Regions from separate parts of the Mus musculus genome. Here region 2 is linked to region 1. Evidence: chromatin loops called from intact Hi-C (ENCODE). Cell type or tissue: left cerebral cortex. All regions are shown on one strand. Each heading gives the region's core, and the rest is flanking DNA. Links, peaks and the distances in the headings are about the cores only.

What was found. Peaks named below come from ENCODE experiments on the same cell type or tissue, not always from the same donor. Only the 100,000 strongest peaks of a DNase experiment are listed, where the experiment ranks them.
Region 2: it touches region 1 in a loop (3-fold over the local background); 2 of 42 quality-filtered maps call a loop at or near these places.

Annotation. Positions count from the first base shown.
Region 1 is chr1:132,619,341-132,627,344 of GRCm38, forward strand. Nfasc (neurofascin) reads right to left here. Exons shown (of 30, transcript NM_182716.4): 9 at 2,172-2,283; 10 at 1,585-1,769; 11 at 49-180. Among named protein-coding and RNA genes, the nearest start is that of Gm46157, 45 kb to the right of the region's middle. In left cerebral cortex, for the core only: a CTCF peak has its summit at 4,309; DNase peaks (open chromatin) are centred at 4,477, 4,781, 5,326, 5,606 and 1 more place; H3K27ac peaks cover 3,185 bases.
Region 2 is chr1:132,723,417-132,731,420 of GRCm38, forward strand. All of the region lies in intron 1 of Nfasc (neurofascin), which reads right to left. Gm10538 (predicted gene 10538) reads left to right here and starts at 5,937. Exons shown (of 3, transcript NR_045892.1): 1 at 5,937-7,029. In left cerebral cortex, for the core only: no CTCF peak of the experiment used is centred there; DNase peaks (open chromatin) are centred at 4,363 and 5,629; H3K27ac peaks cover 1,360 bases.

The DNA.
Region 1 (8,004 bases), core at 1,713-6,712:
TGGGGCGGGGGGTGGGAACAGACGGAGTGGGACAGCAGCTTGACTCACATTGTAAAGGCTCTCCATTCACCATCCACTGCACGGTCGGCTTCGGGTTCCCATTGGCTCGGCATACCAGCCTCCCATCTTCCCCAGGAGCCAGGATCAGGTTCTTGGGCTCATCCAGCCAGTATGGAGCAGCTGAAAGACAAGGCAGGCAGAGGTAGATGGCACAGGCCAGGCACGAGAAGCCAGGTGGGCTCCTGTAGGAGGACAACCTCTCAAGTCCCAGCCCTGATCATTTACCCTCAGGAAGATGGCTCAACCCAGCCTGCAGGTGGCTGGTTAGCTGAGCCCACAGAGCAGAGTCTGCTTCTTAGAATTCTCCAAAGGGTGTTTAAAAGGCAGGGATGCTAGGGATCCAGACCTACTGCAGCCGAGTTGTCAAGGGACCATGCGGCTGAGGCTCTGAGAAGTCAGGGTCGTTGCTCTTGGTCACTTTGGGATTCTGTTGTTATAAGACTGGAAAGTGGCTGGTGAGATGGCTGAGCAGTTAAGATTACACTGACTGCTCTTCTGAAGGTCCTGAGTTCAAGTCCCAGCAACCACATGGTGGCTCACAACCATCTGTAATGAGACCTGACACCCTCTTCTAGAGTGTCTGAAGACAGCTACAGTAATAATAAATATAAATAAATCTTAAGAAAAGAAAGAAAAATCATCTATCTAAAAAAAAAAAAAAAGAAAAAGAAAAAGAAAAAGAAAAGGAAAAAGAAAGAGAAAAAGAAAAAGACTGGAAAGTCCTGAACTTTTTTCTTTTAGGCACTGAACTCTGTTTAGAGTCATTCTTGGTGGTTCACTCTTTGCCGTTATTTGGACAATTTTTTTGTGAACATGTGGATTTTTCTAAGAAAAGAAACTTCTAGATTAAAGGCTCCAAAATCTTGTTACTCACCAAAACAAATGAGAACACACTCATGTGTGTGTGTGTGTGTGTGTGTGTGTGTGTGTGTGTGTGTAGTGCTGAGGCCAAGGACATACGGTCAGCCAACTGTATGCTGAGAAGGTTGTACTCAGCCTCAGCCCTCAATCTCCCAGGCTGCATGTAGCCTGGGCTGAGTAATGACCCACACAGCCTGTCATCTAACGGGGGCCCACAGGGACAGGAGCTCTAGTGTCCAGACAGCTCAGGTGAGCTGTATCTGCTTTGAGGGGAGGAGAGTGGCTTAAAAATGATTTGGTCCATGGTGACTCCCACCCTGAAGCAGCAGCACAGTGCCATGCATAGGACACAGACAGCACAGGCTAAGACGACACAGCACAGATGGGAAATGAAAGAAAACGCTCTGGGACGGATCTCCCTGCAGAGAGAGCCCAGAGCTGGGCAAACACCACGATAAATTGCCTTCCCTCCGTCTCCGTGCCCACGAATGTGTGCAGTTGTACACCCAGGAGTGATACCACCATGGCAGCCCAGTGCTGTCATTAGCCAGGACACTGGAAGTTCCCCACTCCCTCTGTTTCCCAGCCATAGCAGGAGGGGCGTCATGACATTGGTGTTCGGGGCTGGCAACATAATCATAATGAGAAATACACACAACGTACCCTTTACTCTCACCGAGATCGTGTGCCGGATGCTGCCCATCTTGTTGGAGGCCAGGCAGAAATACTCCCCAGAGTCCTCTTCAGAGACATTGGTGATGCGCAGAGCCTTATTAAAGTTCTCGAACTTGGCCTTGTTAGATGGGAGGTCCCCACCTTTCTTGTACCATGCAATGTCTGGTGTTGGGCTAGTACAGGGATCAAGCAGAAAGCAAAGGGCCCATTACTGAACGTATTCTAAAGAGTTGGACATCCAGACATCCTAAAAGTGGCTTGGGCCCAGCAAGAAAGTATATACCCTCTAGAACCTGGGCTCTCCTATTTAGAGGAGACTGGCTGGCCACAGGGTCTCCACAGAAAGGCAGAGCTAAGATAGCATGTGATTCAATGCATCTGCAGCAAGCCCAGCCATTGACTTTTTCTCTTTTCCCAAAGCAAAGGTAACTATAGTGGGATGTCAACGATAGACATATAGTGTTCTACTCATGGGCCTGCTGGCTTTCCCTTTTCCTATATACTGGTCTGCCTCCAAAATGTGTGGATTGATGCCCACCCCGTCTTCAGGATCAGGACTAGAAGATGGTACGTACACGCCAGAGGCAATGCATTCCAGCAGCAGGTCCATGCCACGGAGAACCATCTGACTGCTCGATGTGCCCTGGGGATACATGAAGCTGGGCGTTCTTTCTGCAACTCCTCGGGCTGAAACAGGACAGAACAAACTTCTGTGAACCTCCAGTCCAGGTGTGCCAACACTATTGGGTTAGAAAGAAATGTCGTCACCACTCTGGGTCCTTCTAGCTCAAGCCACCCCAAGGATCTGATTTGTTTGGAAGCTTGGGGGTCCTCTGCTCCTCCAGCACATGTATGCAACCAGTTCCAGGTTCTGCTGAGAGAAGCCCAGAAGCCTTTCCCTTCCTCTTGGACAGGAAGGGACTATGGAGCATTGAGAGGTCCATCTCTGACATCTGTGTTCGGATGGAGGGGCCCCCAGGCCAGATCATCTCAGCATCCATCTATCCTCCCCAGACAGGGACATGGAGGAAAGAGAAGCCATAGGTTGGGGACACAGGACAAGCCACCTGCTCTCTGGGACTCTGATAAGGAGCTGGAATGAAGCAGCAAGGCCCCAGATAAACAGAATTATTAATGGCTTAGCAAAGACACAAAGAGAATGAACGAGGAGAGATGACTGGAAAACTGTCTGGGGCCAAGCCCACTCTGGCTCCTCACTCTTGACTGCATAAGAGATGGGGTGGGTGCAGGTGGAGCAAATGGCAGCCAGGATGGGGGAAGGTGTTCAACAGTTCAACTAGGCTGGAGCAGCCAGGAGATAGGCAGAAATCTTCCTTCCACACAGGTGTTAGAGGCTGGGTGGTGTACACTCCGACACTGTTCCCCATGGAGGGGGCCATGCCAATCAGGGTGCATCCACGGAGAGCATACCAAGCCTTACTTGTTTCCTATACTCTTTGTATAACTCCGTAGAAATGGGTAAAAGAAAAACAAAAACAAAAACAACAACAACAAAAAAAACTAATGTTCAACCAGAAGTCCCAAGTCAAACAGGAAACTGGAGGAGGAACACATGAAGCCTTAGACACATAAAGACTGAAAGACGAATATAAGCCTGAGACCCCATGGGCCGTAGGCTCAGCCAGACAAGTGGGAAGGAGGGGGCAGGCAGAGCTGCTAGGAGCTAGAAGTTCTGGGGGATGCCTGGAGTCGGAACAAGGGCATCCATCTGGGTTTAACTGCTGCTGGAGGGGTGAAGGCTGGCTGGTGGTCATCCAAGCTCAGTAACTCGTGCTTCTTACGGAAGCTGGCTGCCCCTGCAGGTATCAGGATGAATCAGAGAGGCTCCTGCCCTGAGGATGCCCAGCTTCTCTTCATTAGCCATCGAGAAACATCTCACAGAATTTATCTTTTATCTTTTGTCAGGGGAAGAAACGTTAAAACACACACTGAGGTATTTGGGCTCCTGGCACAACAGAATAGATAGCATATGACACGTGTTCAGGAAATATTTGTGGAGCTGACAAGTTAAAGGGGGAAGAAGAAACAAAAAAAGGAGGCAAGAGTTTACCCCGACGGTTTCATCTATCACGCCAGCATACACATATAGAACAGTGGCAACTGCAGGGTTAATCCATTAAGTGGTTAGTCGGTTACTGTCTATACCTGCAGACCTAGCAGCATTCTCTCAGTAACCAGGAAGCAGCAGCTTCCTCCCATCACACAGTCACAAAACAAACAAAAAGAACAAACAAACAAAAAAAAACCCAAACAAACGAACAAACAAACAAAAACACACAGTCATGGGCACCAAAAGGACAGAGAGATTCCAGGGTAGAAGGGTCATATCAAGTAGGTGAGTCTGTCCAGAGTTGTGAACCCTGTAATGACATGGAAAAGACTGCATCTCAGTCACCACACTCATTCCACACAAGAAAAGGCTACAGGGGCCCGTCTGAGAGCCTCTGGACACTTAGTTCACCCCACAGCCTGCAGCACATCATGGAAGCAGGAAGGATGGGGAACAGGAAGATTATTAGCCCAGAGCCCTGCTCTGGCCATCATGACGTCTAGCAGTGTGACCAGAGAAAAGCTACATTTAGCAGCAGCACACAGGATCGGGTGTGGGGTACCAATCCTCAGAAGTATCTTAGGGAGGAAGCAGCGACTGAAAAGCAAGCCTCGTTCAAAGGAAATGAAAGATTACCCTGCAAGCCAGAGGGAGCCACCACCGCCCTGTAAGTATTTAAGTAGGGCCGAGTGCTGTGACTGGTTGGTCTGCGGTGTCAGCGTGTTTAACCCTCACAATGAATGTTACCACTTGTGTGTTTTTAGCAAAGGAAACTGAGTTTCTATGAAGTTAACAGACTTTGCCCAAGCTCACAGGTTCAGATTTGGATTCTGAGCTGTGTTGCCATGGTTGCCGCTGAGTCTGAAGCTGGAAATGTTACTCTGTCCCCATTTCTCACAGGCAGTTTCCCAATGTTTCTAACAATTCCAATCAAAGAAACCCAAAATCCCAAGGCCAAGAGGTGAAGAAGGGCGTTTGGTCCTCTGTGAACTGCTCTGGTCTGTTTTGCTATTCTCAGCATCTAAGATCCCCGCTTTCCTTGGAGGCAAGGAATAAGCTCAGAGCCAAGAACCTGGGAGGGGCGGGAGGGGAATGAAGAGATCCAGAGCATTTCCGCTGGATTCTTAGGGACACGGGAATCTCCCACACGATGACTAGCGGCTTTACAGGGGAACGAGAAGGCTGGCGCTGAAGGGAGGTTTAGAAAAATGTCAGCTGTGCAGGAGGGAGTCATGAAAACTTAAGGTAGTGGATCTGGCTGGTGACCTTGGGAGCCTGTGTTCCCCAGGGAAGGTGCCTGGTTTCTTTCCTTGGGGGAAACACAGGAACCAGTAATTACAAAGATGAAGGTAACTATTGAATGAGGCTCTATGTGGTGAAAACTGTCTCTTTAGCTAGGACGGCTCTTTTCACTCTGGAGACAGGGATGCTCTGCCCATTTCCAGTTCAGGCTGGGTCTACCCTGATACAAAAAAACAACAAGAAAAAAAAAAAAAAAAAAAAAAAAAAAAAAACAAAAAAAAAAAAACCTAGGATGCAGACACCAAGCTCAAACCTGCATAAATTCAAGAAAATCTGCCAGAGGGTGGCTCTTGAAAGCTGTGGCACAGAGAAGACTCATGGATCCCCAGAGCCAGATGGTCAGTCAGGGGACATTAGGTCACGACCCCACTATAATCAAACTGTCTTCAAAGGGTCAAATGAGAAAGAGTTTCTGGCTGTCTTCTACCAAAAAAAAAAAAAAGAGTCAAAAGTGCTGACAGACTTAGCTGTTCCCTTTACTGAGTAGAACATGGCAGCAGAATATGGTTCAAGACCTCAGATGCATCTGGGGACCTTTGCCAAATGCAGCATTCTGTGGCAGCTAGATCCTACATCCAGCTCTCTCTGCTGCCTTCCGTTCTCAGAACTGAGAACCAGAGACACGTGAAACAGGCTTCCTGGCACCCCATCCCTCTTTCTGGCCCCTAAGTGGGGCAGGTGTGTGTGTGTGTGTGGTCTCTTGATCTAGAAACATTTGGTGTATCTTGCTATTAGGAAACTTCTGTAGAATTAATCTGAATTCTGCCTGCAATAGTTGCAGCCTCTCTCTCCTCACCCAATTCTTAGCAGAGCTGGAAAACCGGGCGGTTTTCCTTTCTCTGGTGCACGCTAATGTCTCTCCCTGTGGACTAGCTCTCCTCCTGTATGTGTGCCTGCCATTCTCTCCCCGGCTTATCTTCAAAGTCTCCGTGTCTCCCTTAATTTAGAAACAGATGGCCTACATACAATCCAGTCCACACACAACTTCCTCCTTTAAATCCAACATTGGGTTCTATATTAACATTGTCAATGTGTACTGCAGCTTAGCAGCTGTGGGTCACGATCCTCTTTAACCTTTACAACCATTTTTGAGGCTAGTAATCCACCTGTTTGGCAGATGAAGGAATTGAAGTTTTGAAGCATTAAATGGCTTGCCTAGTGTCACCTGGTGGCATGTCCTGGAGACTGGATTTGATTGGAGACAGTGTGGCTCCAGGTACACACTATAAAACACCTGCTTTCTGGATGGAATCAAACCCAGGTGCCTTTCTCTGCCAATCAGAGGGGAGGTATCTTCTGACCCATGTCCAGAGGATGTCAACTCTGTGCAGATCATTAGAACAGGGGGGCCCTTCTTCTAGAAAAGAGACATATCATACTTCGAGCCAAAGAGAGGTATGTACTGGACATTTGTCGCTGATGATGTTCCTTGGCTAGGAGCTCTGTGGACCCAGGAAGGAGTTCCTTACTTTCTTGGTTTTTCTTTCTTTCTAAAACCTTCAGCACGGTTGTCCTTTACAGCCTCCCCAGAGTTTCAGGCTATGCCAGCCCTGCCCTGGTGGGGACCGAGGACCAAGGTTCCATCTCTATGTGAGCTCTGTTGGTTTCACAGTTCTGAATGACTCTCACTCTCTTCTAAAAAATTCTGACCTCTGGAGAAAAGCTGGGTTTAGGCTGAAATCACTCAGCCATCTTCTGTGGATAAACAACTTTACCTTTCCCTGCCTTACACAAAGCAAAGAACTTGAGCCACATGATCTCTAAGGGTTCCAATGCGTTTTGGATTTCAGAGTACTCTCTACAATAGATATTTGGGGTTCAATTTAGAAAAGGGCACATTCCACAGCAGCGCCTTTGACACAGTGGTGGTTGGCACCATTACCTTGAAAACAAACAATCCCCAGAATCCAACAAAGGCTGCCTGCTTCCTTGGGCAGTAAGTCTCAGCGTGGTTCCTGCTGCTTGGTGCCAAGTTGGAACCTCTGTTTCCCCTGGCTCTCATTTCTCAGCCCATCCTCCACTCCAGACTCTGCTCATTGCTTATATTAGCAACCTCAGTAAAGACATTCCTACCTATCTGGGCTCCCAAAGATCCCCTTGGGAAACTGAACTCAGCTCAGAAGCATAATTGATAATGGGACCAGCTGCTTTGTCAAATCTAGCAAATGCTGAACCTAATGGCTGCTCAAGGAACATGAGGCATTCTTAAGCCACAGTGAGGGGAGACTCAGGTGTGCAAATAGCCAGTTCCCCCATTAATCAGACCTAGCAGACAGCTGTGGCTCGTTAGAACTATAACTCATTGTGATCGTGCCACGATTTGCAGATGTGGCTAGTGGCCACTGGGCTTATATGTGCTTCCAGAGGGGAGAAAAGGCACAGATGTCGGGGACATGGCTGGACAACTTCATTTATACTTACCCGGAGAGAGAACTTGGACCTGGAATCTGTATATCATTTTCTAGAGAAACCTCTTTTAAAAAAGATTATTTACTTTTATTTTATGCATATTTTGCCAGCATGTATGTCTGTGCACCATGTGCATGCCTGATTCCTACAGAGGCCAGAGGAGGGTGTTGGATTCCATGAAACTGGGTTACAAATGGGTCCAAGTCACCATATGAGTGCTAGAAATTAAGCCTGGGCCCTCTGCAAGAGCAGTCAGTGCTCCTAACTGCGGAACCATCTCTCCAGCTTTCAAAGAGATTTGGGACCAGCCTGTGACAAAGTACTCTCAGGAAAAAAAAAAAAAAAAAAAAAAGAGGCTATAAAGCAGGTGATTCAAACCCAGACACTGAAGAGTCAATGCAAGAAAATCTGGCTGTGCTATTTATGCTACCAAATAGGAACCGGATTTCCTGTCTCCTCCTGATGGTGGACTCTCAACTATTCTCAAATAGCCTCTGTGACAGACAGTTCAATCTGAAATGCGCCCCTGCCCTGGCTCATGGCTGGTCCTCTCAGCTTGTGGTGCTGAGGTTGTGATGGGTGGGATGCTCAGGAGGTGTGGCCTAGCTGGTAAAGGTAGATAATCA
Region 2 (8,004 bases), core at 1,325-6,324, 100 kb after region 1:
CCAAGTACATAAAAGCATTTGTTTTCTGTCTTAACCGCAGAGAAATTAGGAAGGATAATCTAGGTACATTTAAAAAATTGTATCAAGTCATTTGTTCCTGAACCGAATGTGAGCAACAGATTATCCGAGGTGGGCTTCCGGGAGTCTGCTGCCCATCTGTTACTGCGGCCATGAAAAAGATCAAGCCAGGCCACTAGGAAGCTACACAGGGACTGGACTTGTGGCAGAGATGAAGACACTGAGGCTAGCAGAGACCCAGGTGTGCCCTGAAACCAAGTCATGGGGAATTCTCAGACCAGACCATCAGACTATTACCTGCCAATGAACCCCAGTCCTTATCCAGAGGTCTCTGTGGCCACCCCAAAAGTACCTAAAATTTGCTTGATTTTATTTTGTTGGTTTGTTTTGAGACAGGCGCTAACTGTGTAGCCCCGGTTATCCTGTAACTCACTGTCAGCTGGCTGACCTTACACTCGCTGGTACCTCCATGCCAGATCATTTCAATGAGGTGCGTCCAGGAGTGTGTCAAGAGCCACAGGGCGCCACACCAGTACTCCTGGGAGACCCAGGACCAGGCCCCACGTTCACCCATCTAAGGACTAAATTTCACTACAGAAATTTGAGCTTCAAGGGGGAGAAGGGCTACACTTGGGTCTGAGTCTCTGGCGGCTCCAACATTGGAGCCAACAGATCAGCCTCATCCCAGGGTCAAAGCCCCAGCTTCAGCAGACCCAAGATGGAGAAGTGGTCACTGCAGCTCTCTCCACCTTCTGTCTGAGGTCAGCACTATCAGATCTCAAGTTCTCTAATGCTCCCCCATCTCACACAGCCAATGTTCTAGTAGTTAGAAAGCTCTCTGCTAGCCCGGAGGGAAAGTTGCTCTCTGAGAAATGAGTTCCCAAAAAGCATGTCCAGTCTCATTCCCAACAACAGTTCAAGGCTGACAGTGTGTCCCTGTCCCTGTCCAAACAATTATCCCCCAGGGTTTCCAGTCCCCTCAGGACCTTAGAACCCAGAACGTCAGAGCCAGGAGTGTCCAGAGACCTCTCTCTGACGTTTCTCACCTTTTCATCTTTGAGTTACCCTGGAAACTGTGTATGTTTTGGTTTTGTCTGTTAAATACTTACTTTATTTGAGTATGTACATGCATCTCTGTATATGTTTGTGCACATGTGTGTGCGCACGCTCATGGAGGCCAGAGAGGGTCGTTTGGTGCTAGAGTCACGGGCATTTGTGAGTCTCTCTGCATGGGTGCTAAGACTCAAATCCATCTTTGTGACTGAGCAGCAATCACTCTTAACCACAGAGCCATCTTGCCAGCCCTGTTTGTTTTTGAGACAGGGTCTCACTATGTAACCCAGGCCAGACAAGGTCTCACTGGGTAGCCCAGGCTAATCATACGCTTACAATCTTCCTGCTTCACCTTCCTGAGAGTTGGCATTACAAGCTTAATGTGCCATTCTTAAATTTAAAAGTGTAAATATGTAGATAACTTTGATTATCTTATATTTAAAATGTTGTTTAAGATCAGTTTGGAAAAAAAATAGTTTGATTTTTTATTTTTATGAAGTATTATTTTAACATATTTATTAATAATTATTATACCTATAAAAGCAAATTTCAACTTTTCTTCCATTTAGGAAAAGCAAATGCTGTTTAATGTGTCTCAGGTTAACTAGATTTAAAAATAAAAAAAATTTTTTTAGATGTCTTATCACACCAGGCTCAAGGGTTGAACTACACTCTAATGGTTTTATCAGATATTAATAGATAAAAATAATCTAAAGTTTCTGTCATACCCACATCTGGAAACTCATATATTTGCAGCTGTGAATGTTTTCAGACATGTCTCTGAAACATGTACATCTCTAATAAAGATATTTACTTCCAAGAGATGAAAGTCCACTTTGGATGTAACTGTCACCTTTTAAAGTACTGGAAACAGCCTGATACTAATGTAATAACTACTGCCGAATGAGTACAGTGGTAACCACCGTGTTCAAACACATTTGGGAAAGGTGTGGTGTCAGGCCCCTCCTTAACTCTATGAAATCCCACACGGCAGGGGGCAGCAGGTAAGATGTCCCCAGGGATGTACGGGACAGGGACTGCTTGGTTCTGCACACCCCTTACACCCTGCATGCAGAGAGATTCCTCAGGTGAACAAGGAAAGAGACGGCTCGGGGGTTAAGAGCAGTCTTCTGGCTCTGAGCTCTCTCTTCTCAAGATGTCCCTTAAGAAAAGAATGGTCCCATTTCCCATGGGGGCAGCAGACAGTGTGGCCATATCACCAGGTCAGGCAGGAAAAGCGGACTGCCTGTCTGCCTAGGCGCCCTTGAGGCAGGAACACCTCTTTTCCCACAGAAAACCCTTGGTAAAGGTTTCCTGGATAAATAATTGAATGTGTGAACGAGTCTCAGGAAAGAATTCATTAGGGGCAGGATCCGGTTCCCAGCCCCAGACTCTTGCCTTGACTGTTCTTGCCCACACCCCTGAGTTGAGACAGTTTCAGTTTCAGGGAAGGAGGTTCGCACCTTCAGCCGCTGGCATTTCCGAGAGCAGAGGACCAGTGCATCACAGGGGCAGAGGACAGAGCTGGGAGTCAGGGGACCTGAGCTTGGTCCTGACTCTAGACATGCAGAGTTGGTGTCACCTGGGATCATTATCTGAATGCAGTCTCGTGCTGGGCTCCAACCCTTAAGAGACTGAGGTGGGCATATGTGTGCTCCAACAAGCCCCACAGGTGACCTGCATGCAAGCTAAAGCTGTGGGCCATAGCCCAGCCTGCTGAGGCATCTCTTGCACAGTTTTGACCGTGTCTGGGACAGTGAGAGGGAGATGTCCTGGACAATGAACGGTATCAGCAGTGACAAGACACATCAGTTCTCCCAGGTGCTGAGCACTCATGTTAGCACATCTTATAAAAGAATGGAATTGACCTGAGGAAGCCATTATCAGCATCAGAAACAACCAGAGAGTGGGCTGCATCACTGCACTTGGGATGCCTACCCTGTAAGCTTTGATCCAAAAGCAGCCCCCCCCCCCCAAATAAGCTACAGGCATGACATCAATACAGACATAGGTAAGCACTCACTTGACAGGGCCAGCGATATCCCTGCCGTCAGCCCCACACTCTAATCTCCACATGTCATATCTGACTTTTATATTTTGAACACTACTGGTCTGTGCAGTTTACTGTTGCTGTGACACATTGGAATAGTAGTGACAGTGCATACTGATTCTACAGTGCAGCTAGAAGCCAGAAGATGAAGGCCATGGAGGAGTCAAGTGCATTTGGGGCCCGGAGAGGATGGGCTGAGCATGCTCAGACTCTGGATTCCAGCATTGTAAAACAGAGCAAAGCAACACATGGCTAAGAACACTGGTGTGTAAGCCAGGCAGGCTGGGGCTGCTCCTGGCTTTGCTCAGTATCAGCAAGTCCCTTCCTTGTACTCACTTCCCCCCAGGTAAAACGAGGGACTTGATCCCAAAGTGTCCCCAAGCCTCCAGCGAGGCTGGTCTTCCTTCTGAGACTTAGCAGGAAGAAACAAATGTAGGGTAGACCCCTTGGCTGGGAAGATTCTTCTCAGGGGAATAAATATCAGAATCACTCTGATTGAGAAGATCTTAACTCAAGCCCCTGTTGCCATCTCCTAGCTGAGTGACACTAGGCAAAAGCCACTCAGGTCTCCACACTTCAGTTATGTGATGTGCCACTCAAGCAGGGCTGCTGACTGCATATCAAAGGTGGAGCGGGGTGAGACAGCATGTACCTTCAGCACACACATAGCACGTTGCCTTGTACAGGGGACGCTCTGAATGTCTGCAGCTGACCTTCTCCGGTCTCACCAATGCTAATGCTGCTGCTTCTGCTTTGACAAAATCCAGGGATGGAGAGGTTAAGGGCCTGGCCTCAGCATACCCCTGTCGCCAATCCTGGTGGTCAGACCAAGTAATTATGGTCAGTTTATACTGAGTTCTCTCGATCTAGAACTCACGCTACTGGAGATGAGTCTTATCTTTTTAGGAGGCTTAACGCCTGCTATTCTCTCTCTTCTACACACACATACACACACACACACACACACACAGAGAGAGAGAGAGGGGGAGAGAGAGAAAGAGGGAGAGAGAGAGAGAGAGAGAGAGAGAGAGAGAGAGAGAGAGAGAGAGGCCTTTTTACAAATACCACTGAAAATTCTATAGCAAAAGTTGAGCAAGTGCCAACTGCCCAGCTGTGGCTGAATATATGGCTCCCAGCAGCTTCCATAAAGGCAACAATGAACAAGCCAGCTAGCCAGTAGCCACACAGCCAGGAGCGAGGCAAGTAAACAATGGGCTCTTCCTAGGCTTGGCTACCAAGTCCCGTGGCTGCTGAGACCAGGCCCTGGGACCCTGCCAGCACTGGGAGAGTACAGTGCTGGTCACATGGTGTTCTGGGACTTAGTCACTGGAAGAAGTCTGTCATGGGGTGATTGGTCTCCATCCCCCATTTAGAAACACAGGTCTGCTTCACACTAGACAGACAGACAGACATCCACAGGCAAGATCTGGGCTTGCCTCACATACTGGATGCTCTACAGATGACCAATGCTCTGGGCTGTGTTTTGGTAGCAATTACACCATGGTTTAGTGTACCAAGTTGATATGGCCTAGGAATAAGATAGCTTTAGATCACAGAAAATGATGGGAAGTAGACTCCATACCCACGTCCTGAGACACACCTCACTTCTATTTCTGTTTCATTAACTGTCTTTCTTAGGTCATTTTCTCATCCATCCTTGACCTCTGTTTAAAATCAAAAGAACCATCCCGTCTTCCTCTCCATCCTTTGACCCTGTGAGCGTAGCCAGCATGAAGGAAATTAAGACTTTTGTGTCCTCGCTGGGATCGGAGTCAGAGCCCCCCACCTTTAAGGTTCCACTCCAAATGCCCCTCGGAGTCTTTCCAGACGCCACCGATCAAAATGTTCTCAGTGTCTGCTAAACTGCAGGAGTTCTTGGGTGGGAACCACTCATTTGCATTTATATTTCATTATCTTGCCTAGGGAGCCATCTGTACAGTAAGCGAAAGCCGGGAACGCTTCCTCAATGAGGGTACAAAGTTTTTAAAGTGAGAACTGCCTCTTTGTACCCCCTGTAATTCTCATGGTGCCTGGCACACAACTGAACACCTATCCCAGGCTCCAGGAAGTTTTGATTGCCGACCAAAGCCACCTGGTGCTCCTATAAGGCGGGACCTGAAGCTACTGACAGGAAGTATTGTGGGGAAACCTAACTTTCACTGTGTAAAAGGGTTCGTGGCCCTTAGGCACTTTTATCCTAACAACTCCACGAAGGGTAAGCAGCATTGGACTCCCAGGCTTACAGATGAAAGGAGAGAAGATTGAAGTCATTTGCTAAAGGTCACACAACTAATGACTAGAGCCCTGGGTGGGGACCAGGCAGTCTGACTCCGAGGACCCTGCTCCCACACTGCAGACACTCAAGCTTTTCCTCCTGTGAGACTGGAAAAACAAATCGGGAGAAGCAGAGAAACCACGGAGAGCCATGTCAGGCTGGGAAATGCACAGAGCAGTGTGGGCAAGGCAGCATCTGGAAGACAGCGCCAGTGTCCACACCCTGACTGAGAGCGTTTGCCGGGTTTGGGTTTGCAAGAGGAGAACACTGGGAACCGAGAAGGTATTCATCTCACACTCTCATTTTCTACAAGTGCGTGGGGATTCGTTATCTAAGTAACATTTTCAATAATAAAACCAATAATAAAAGAGCCACAGTCCTAGCAAGCAGAGTGTCTTCTCATCACTGAGGGGGTCACTGACCTTCTGGTCTGTCCCCAAATGCCAGCATCTGGAGACCCCAGATGATGCCAAACAATTGAGAAAGAGCGTTCTAGGGCATTCTAGAGCGTTCTAGAGCGTTCTAGGGCTTAGGAGTCCCAGGTCCAGCTTTTCTTAGTGTCATCTAAAAGCTTTCTCTTTCTATTCCAAGGATTCAGGAATACAAAAGAACCATGGGATATGGTCAGAGGTGATTGTCCCAGCTGGGATTCAGAATGAGGACAGCCCTGCCCCCAACCCTGACAGCCCCATAGCCGCCATCCAAACCTTCCCTGGAGGGCCCAGACACACAGCACTCAGAGCTGTGTGATGTGTCTCCTTTAAGCCCCAGTTCCTCCAGACCAATGGTGGGCACTTCCAGCATGCACATGTGTGCACCCCTAAATGTCAGGGCAGCACAACAACACACCGATGACCTTAAGGCTTGAGGACAGCCAGGTGGAAGAGGACATGGAGCAGCCCTGGATGTCGTCAGCCAAACTCATCCCCATCCCTGGATACAGTAGGTTCAATGCTGTGTCCCACAATACTCGGAGTAGGTGGTACAGGAGCCGTGCAGGAAACTGGTAGCCGATAAAGTCATTACCTAAACCTGACCTCCACCATCAAACTGCCCTTCATGGTCTTACATGGAATGAATCGTAGGTGACCAGACTATGGGTAACAGGGTACCCATTTGTACCCCAGGCTTACTGGGAAATCTACTTCTGCTATGGAAAGCTGGCCACATATAATCAGAGACAGAGAATGTTCTAAGAAACACAAGACTCTGGGGACACCACAGACGTGGCGCTTTAGCCAAAAAGCTACCGAAGCAGACACGCACAACCCTCTGTGCTGAAAAACCACACAAAACAACTCACAACCAAAACTTCCGCAAGTCCCAGATGTCGTCCTACAGATCCTGATACAGGGACCAATATCTCGGCACAGATTGCCACAGGATACCCAAGAGAAAAGCCAGCCAAATTAGAAGATAGCCAGAGAACAGATACAGCTCATCGCCCGTCAGTGAGGAACGTCAGAGCGTTTAAATTAGCCTGAGCGTGGCACTAACCTGATAAGGTCCCACGTTAGATAACTGTCCCGGGCATAAAGGTATAAATGAACCGGCACCTGGACTAGCTGGTGCCTCCCTCTACCAGACCATGCAAACTGGCCCTCCTGCCCTTGTGCTGACCAGCTTAACCAAGGTAACTTCTGCTAGGATGTGTTCTGTGACGTGGGCATCGGTGTGGCAGCTGAAGCGAGGAAGGTGGGCAACAGGAGAGCAGATATCATGGCCTCCTCTCAATACTAGAGACAGGCAACCTGATGGTTCTTACCCAGGGTGAGGCACTGGCAGCACATGGTGGAATAGCCTGATGGCATCACACGTGAAAGCGAGGCCCAGGAGACTGTCTCTCCTTCTCGCCTCTCCCATTCTCTTTTACTACCAGAATACAAAAGTGAATCTAGTAAGACAAAACACATCAGACAGGTTCAGTGGTTCTGTCAAGCGCACGGGTTCATGGGGCAGCTGGTGACCTTTTGAGAAGGTACCATGTCACAGATACTGAAAGGCCTGAGGACTGAGCACTGTCTTCATAGTATGCCACCAGCCTCGGACAATGCCCATGTGCAGACCCTTACACTCTCAAGAGAAGGCTGGACTTCCTGAGGTCCCCAGACTTCATCACTGGGACAAGGAAGGGACCAATAGGAAGGCCAGAGTCGACAACTCTTATGAAATATAATGCATCGAGGGGGTACCATGGCGGGCCCATGAGATGAGCTATGTTTACGGGATGTTCAAACGGGAAAGGCCCAGATCCATCCCAACTCTGGCACAGGTATGCAATGCCTCCTTCTAATGAGGATACAGTGTCTAATTCGAGGGTTGTCACTTAGTAAAATGACACGCTCATTTAAATGGGTCTCTGAAGTGGACACTGGTAGATCCATTCTTGATCTGAGAGAATTAAAGCCAGAGAGCATCAAATGGCTTGTCCTACACGTAAGCCTGGACTGTCAGGTCCCTGGTCAGTAGCTTTCCTGCCATTCTACACTGGAATCATCCCCACTCATTCACAGTTAGTAAACGTCACAGGACATTTACTAAGTTCCTAACCCTGAACACCACTGTGAGTTGCTGTTTCAAAGAGCTGGATTAGCCTTCTCTAAGCAAC